Linked DNA regions of Homo sapiens: region 1 is linked to region 2. The links are chromatin contacts, found by Hi-C or POLR2A ChIA-PET in ENCODE. All regions are on one chromosome and are shown on one strand. The core of a region is the stretch at or near the end of the contact, and the rest is flanking DNA. Distances in the headings are between cores, read along the strand shown.

Evidence for each region. A loop is a pair of places that touch in the nucleus more often than their neighbours do. ChIA-PET counts read pairs that join two places held with the same protein, here RNA polymerase II (POLR2A). Pooled maps may share reads with other maps.
Region 1: a loop to region 2 is called in a map of ascending aorta, with 2.5 times the contacts of the local background. The contact joins two enhancer-like sites. A Hi-C loop is called at or near these places in 2 of 168 maps with a recorded cell type or tissue (ascending aorta and heart left ventricle) and 1 of 50 pooled maps. POLR2A ChIA-PET finds 5 or more read pairs at or near these places in 4 of 52 experiments (BJ, OCI-LY7, T-cell and 1 more).

What each region holds. Positions count from the first base shown.
Region 1 is chr2:62,012,997-62,016,184 of GRCh38, forward strand. All of the region lies in intron 2 of COMMD1 (copper metabolism domain containing 1), which reads left to right. Among named protein-coding and RNA genes, the nearest start is that of COMMD1, 110 kb to the left of the region's middle. Within about 2 kb of position 1,280, at least 14 of the 41 ENCODE cell types and tissues checked have a DNase peak (open chromatin) inside an H3K27ac peak, as active enhancers do; they include ascending aorta, where a contact is called at or near this core.
Region 2 is chr2:61,969,208-61,972,483 of GRCh38, forward strand. The region is part of intron 1 of COMMD1 (copper metabolism domain containing 1); the gene reads left to right. Among named protein-coding and RNA genes, the nearest start is that of COMMD1, 65 kb to the left of the region's middle. Within about 2 kb of position 1,838, at least 4 of the 41 ENCODE cell types and tissues checked have a DNase peak (open chromatin) inside an H3K27ac peak, as active enhancers do; they include ascending aorta, where a contact is called at or near this core.

The sequences.
Region 1 (3,188 bases), core at 30-2,529, 43 kb after region 2:
AATTAGCCTTGTTAAGAATTTTAAGTGTAATGGGAAGCCATTAGAGGGTTTTAAACAAGGAAAGATGTGATGTGACTTATATTCTAATAGGATTGCCTTGATTCACCTATGGAGAATGGATTTCTGGGATCTCAGTACTGGGATACTGAGATCCCAGGGGGAAAATATCACTAAGGTTGGAATTGCTTTTCTGCACATTAAAAGCAATTCTCTTTTTCCTTGAAACCTCCATGTGATGTTAATTAGGTAAATGGGATTTCAAGGAAAAAAAAAATACAAAACAACAAAAAGAAAAACTGTTATCCTTCATTCTCTTAATAAGATGAGGTATTCAGAAATGAATGGAGCCAATATTAATATTCCACTCCAAAAAATAGTAGAAATGAGTTTACATGGACTTCTCACAATCTCCATTCCACATTTCCATCTCTGTTTCTCATTTATGACAGGTCCCTTCCTTTAAAAACTTTTTTTATTATAATATGTTCCAAAACTTGTTTGTCAAACCTAGGGATAACTAATAAAAATCAGTATTGTAGGGGGAAAAAAGTGAAAGCAGGAGGCCACTTACTGGGCTCTCACAGTGGTCCAGGTGAGATAACGGCATGGAAATAGAGGTAATTTTAAGGAAGTGAAGTGAGCAGGTAGAGTGTAGGTTTTGAATATGGGTGAGTTGCTTTGAGTTGACTTGGAAGGGATGTAGAGAATGAGAGAAAGTGAGGAATTGGGGGTAACACCTTGTTTTTTCTTGTAAGACTATGTTAGCATAATTTGGTAATTCTAGTCATTGTTAAAACAGTCTTATTGCAGTGTTGACTGTCTAACATACAACTTGAGTTTTCTGGTAGCTATAATTACCCCTTCCACTTGGGGAAAAATATGAAAGAAATCATTTAACATTTGGCAGTTAAGAAGATGTTGTTTGTGCTGAAGTAATTTTATTTTTAAAACTCTCAACTTACAGAGAGATGCACTTGAGATTACTGAACATAAATTTTTTATAGACTTTAAAAGAAAATCATTGTTTCTTATGATGTGCCCTTTCTTATGTATACTATACCCAATAAAATGATTTAAAGAGGAGGAGAGAAAAAGATGAGTGTCTTTGCAGATTCATTGACCCTGTGAGAATAGGGCTTTGGCACTGCTGAAGTCCTCAGCCTCTGACTAGTAGCTTGCCAGCACGCAGCCCCTGGTGTTGGACTTCGTTCAGCTGTTCAGGCTGTCTGTTTCTATTCTTGCAGACAGATGGGGTGCTTGAGAGGAAGCCAGGAAGCCAAGCCTTAAGAGGACTTGGAAGCAATTTTTGGATATAAATCCCTTGTCCTAAACTCAGGGCAACAGTGTATCCTGCCCAGCAGTGTTGAACTGCCTGTGTTTGTCTAGTATGTGTGTACTGGCTGGTTGGCTCTGGGCTTCATTCCATGTATGCCACTGCTCTATTGCCAAGATAAATGTAGAAGGCCTCTGGCCCAAGCCCTTCTTTAGTACTTAAAAAAAAAAAATTGTGGTAAAATACACATAACAAAATTTTACCATTTTAACCTTTTTTTTTTTTTTTTTTTTTTTTTTTTTTTTTTTTTGAGACAGAGTCTTGCTCTGTCACCCAGGCTGGAATGCAGTGGTGCAATCTTGGCTCACTGCAACCTCTACCTCCTGGGTTCAGGCGATTCTTCTGTCTCAGCCTCCCGAGTAGCTGGGACTACAGGTGTGCACCACCACGCCAGGCTAATTTTTGTATTTTTAGTAGAGATGGGGTGTCACCATATTGGCTTGGCCAGTATGGTCTTGAACTCCTGACCTCATGATCCACCCCCCTCAGCCTCCCAAAGTGCTGGGATTACAGGTGTGAGCCACTGCGCCCGGCCATTTCAGCAGTTTTTAAGTGTACAGTCCAGTGGTATTAAGTACAGCCCAGTGGTATTAAGTACAGATGGTTTTCTTTTTTAAGAGATGGCAGTCTTGCCACCCAGGCTGGAGTACAGTGGCATGATCATAGCTTACTGTAGCCTCAAGTCCTGGGCTCAAGCAGTCCTCCTGCCTCCACCTCCCAAAGCACTCGGATTACAGATGAGCCACTGCATCCAACCCATTCATGATGTTGTATAACCATCACCACTATTTGCAGATCTTTCTTTTTTAAATCCCAAACAGAAATTCAGTACACATTAAACAATAATTCCCAATTTCCATCTCTTCAGCCCCTGGTAACCTCTTTTCTACTTTTTTCTCTGTGTATTTGCCTATTCTAGGTACCTCATATAAATAGAACCACACAATATTTGTCCTTTTGTGTCTGGTTTATTTTACACATAGTGTCTTCAACTTTTATCGTTGTTGTAGTACATATCAGGATTTCATTCCTTTTAAAGGCTGAATAATATTCCATTGTGTACATATACCACATTTTGTTTATCCATTTATCTGTTGATGGATATTTGAGTTGTTTCCACCTTTTGGCTCTTGTGACTAATCTGCTGTGAACATGGGTATACAAATATCTATTTTAGTCTCTGTTTTTAATTCTTTTGGGTATATACTAGGAGTGGACTTGTTGGATCATACGGTAATTCTATGTTTTAACTTTTTAAGGAACTGACAAACTATTTTCTACAGCAGTTGCTCAATTTTACGGTTTTTTGCAGTACATGAAGTTTCCAGTTTCTGTACATCCTCACTAACACTTGTTAGTTTCTGGGTTTTTTTTTTTTTTCTTTTTTTTTTTTGATAGTTGTCATCCGAATGTATATAAAGTGGTATCTCATTTAGTTTTGAGTTGAAGTCCTTAATGATTAGAGATGTTGAACATCTTTTTATGTGCTTATTGGGTTTGCCCTTTTTGTTTGTTTTTTTGAGACAAGAGTCTTGCTCCATCTCCCAGGCCGGAGTGCAGTGGTGCAATCTTGGCTCACTGAAACCTCCGCCTCCCAAGTTCAAGTCATTCTCTTGCTCAGCATCCTGAGTAGCTGGGATTACAGGCACACACCACCACACCTGGCTAATTTTTGTATTTTTAGTAGAGACAGGGTTTCACCACTTTTGGCCAGGCTGGTCTTGAACGCCTGACCTCAGGCAATCTACCTGCCTTGGCCTCCCAAAGTGCTGGGATTACATGCGTGAGCCACGATGCCCGGCCAGGTTTGCCCATTTTCAAAAATCTTTTTTATTTTTCTTTCTTTTCTTTTTGT
Region 2 (3,276 bases), core at 588-3,087:
TTTTGGACAGTTTCACTTGCTTTAGATCATTATGTAATTTTTATTCTGCAGGCTATAGAAATACAAGTTTTTTTGACGTGGCATTTGATCTTTAATTATATAAATTTATATTTTTCGAGGAAGAAATTCTGATGGCATAAATCAGGATTAAAAAAACATTCTCTTTAAGACTCATTACTAACAATAGTCACCAGAGGCAAATTGCTTTTACTTTCTCAAGGTCTTAATTTAATTGTGCTTTCAACTTGGCAGTGTTGTATATTTTATAAGCTCCACTAAAGAACACATCTACACATTATGACATAGCACGTTCTTGGAAACTTGACAGAACTGTTGACAAGTACAGATTTGTTTTTGGTTACTGTGAGTATTTTTTGTGGTAATTGAACTGTTGTTAGTTCTTGGTAGCTTTATGTGCTTGTCAGTCTGTTTTCTTCATAAGTGATGATTAATTTAAATCTGTGTGATGTGTTCCAGTTCACTTACTTGATGGAAATTGGAGAAGTGCATAGCTTTCTGATATTCTTAATTACTGGTTCCCATTAAGTGACTGGAGAAGCAAATATTTATGTCTCAGGTATTGTAGTATTGAATTTCCAGTCATTCTTTCTTCCTGGCTATAACTTAGTCACTGAAGAAATAACTATCCTTTATTCAAACAACTTCCTTGGTACAATCCAGCAATATGTTTTTTTTCTTGCAATATTAAAAACCTCCGATGTAAGTGGAAAAAGAGTTATTTCCAAGCAGAATGAGAATAATCATAGCGCTGGGCACAGTGGCTCACACCTGTAATCCCAGCACTCTGGGAGGCCAAGGTAGGTGGATCACCTGAGGTCAGGAGTTCGAGACCAGCCTGGCCAATATGATGAAACCCCATCTCTAGTAAAAATACAAAAAATTAGCTGGGTGTGGTGGTGGGCGCGTGTAATCTTAGCTACTTGGGAGACTGAGGCAGGGGAATCGCTTGAACCTGGGAGGTGGAGGTCTCAGTGAGCTGAGATCACACCGCTGCATTCCATCCAGCCTGGGCAACAAGAGGGAAACTCCACCTCAAAAAAAAAAAAAAAGAATAATGATAAATATATTATTTGTGGATAAGAGTTTTCTGCATTTTAAAAAATTATTAAAAAGGATATACAGTTGTCCCTTGGTGTCCATGGGGAATTAGTTCTAGGATCTCGAAAATCCTCAGATGCTCAAGTCTCTGATATAAAATAGTGTGGTATTTGCATATAACCAAAATACACTCTCCCATATACTTTAAATAATCTCTAGATTACTTATAATACGTAAAACAACAAATGCTACATAAGTACTTGTTATACTGTATTGTTTAGGGAATAATGATAAAAAAAAGTTTGGTACATGTTTATTATAGACACAGATTTTTATTTTGAATATTTGGCCCTCAGATGGTTGAATTCCTAGATGTGGAATTCACAGATGCAGAGGGCCAACTGTATATGACTTACTAGAAATACCATGATAAAGAATATTTCCTATGATTAATTTTTTTTCTTTCTTGGAAAAATTGGATTACTTAAACTCCAGGTTGTCTTGTATTTGGATCAATAAGATATTCTAGAAGTTATTTCCTTGACAATATTTTATCTAGTTTGTTAAAAAAGAGTTGCAAGTTATTAGGCTGCATTAATTTATCTGTTATATTTGGTCATAGAATTCATGTCCCCAGTATTTGTTTTTTTTGTTTGTCTGTTTCTGACAGGGTCCCTGTTGCCCAGGCTTCAGTACAGTGGTGCGATCACTGCTCACTGTGGCCCCCTGTCTCCTGGGCTCAAGCAATCCTTCCACCTCAGCCTCCGGAGTAGCTGGGACTACAAGCATGTGCCGCCATGCCCGGCTAATTTTTGCATTTTTTGTAAAGACAGAGTTTTGCTATATTGTTGTTAGGGATAGCGCTCAAAATCCTAAGGAAATTGAACACTCGAACAAAGGATTTTTAGCAAAACAATTTTACTTCTGCGCAGAGGGGTGCCTCCTTGGCTGGTTGCCGTGAGAGCACACCTGAATAAAGGGGCGTGAGAGCCTTTATTCCTGATGCAAGTCCTGCCCCTGCACCCTTTCCTCATTTGCTACGGTTGGGTTGTACAATCTAAACTAATCCCGGTTGGCTAAACGTTTGATTTTTTAAGATAAGATGGGCACGTAAAAGAAAGTGGAGAGGAATGGGAAGGGTGTCTGTAATGAGCTAGAAAGTTAGTCCTCTTTCCAAATAAGGAAAGGAATGTGAGCTGGTACTGATAATGCCTGGTACTGTGGCGTGCCTGGGCATCTAACAAAGGCAAAAAGGAAAAAAGAGAAAAAGGAGAAAAAAGGTGTGTGTGTGGGGTACTATGAATTAAAGAATAAAAGATTAATCAGATTATTTGAAGAGAAGCCTCATGATATCCCACAGTTGTCCAGGCTAGTCTTGAACTCCTGGGCTCAAGTGATCCTTTTGCCTTGGCCTCCCAAAGTGCTGGGATTACAGGCATGTGTCACTGTGCTCAGCTCCCTGCATTTATTCTTGATCTTAAGAATCAAGGTTTTTCAAAATAAGCTAAATTTATTATATTAGATTAGCAAGTTTTCTTTACTTTTTTGACATGGAGTAAAATTGGAGAGAGAGGCCAGGAGCGGTGGCTCATGCCTGTAATCCCAGCACTTTGGTTGGCCAAGCAGGGAGGATTGCTTGAGTCCAGGAGTTCGAGACCAGCCTTGGCAATATAGTGAGACTTCATCTCTACAGAAAATTTTAAAAATTTAGCCAAGTGTGGTGGCACATGTCTTTAGTTCCAGCTGCTCAGGAGGCTAAGGTAAGAAGATTGCTTGAGCCCGGGAGGCAGAGGTGGTGAACAGAGATTGTGCCACTGCACGCCAGCCTGGGTGACAGAACAAGACTCTGTTTAAAAAAACAAACAAAAAAACTGGTGAGATAAATAATTCTAAGGTTATAATAACTGTAGACATAGTTTAAACAAATCTCATTATCTAAGTAGAAAATTCTCATTAAAGAAAATTTGGGGAATGATGAAAAATGAAGAAAATAAAAATGATCTCTAATTATACTGCTGCTATTATTTTTCTTTCCCTTTTTGTGTGGAGGTGGGAAACAAGACTCAGATCACTTTTGCTTGTTTTAATATATTATAGACCTGTACAAAATAATTTCAAATAATTTATGTAGATACTTTGCCTCCAAGGAGGTGTCGCATAACTCTCTATTCTTATGGGTGAGTTGTGTGTAATGACTTCCTTCTAAGAAGTAGGGTA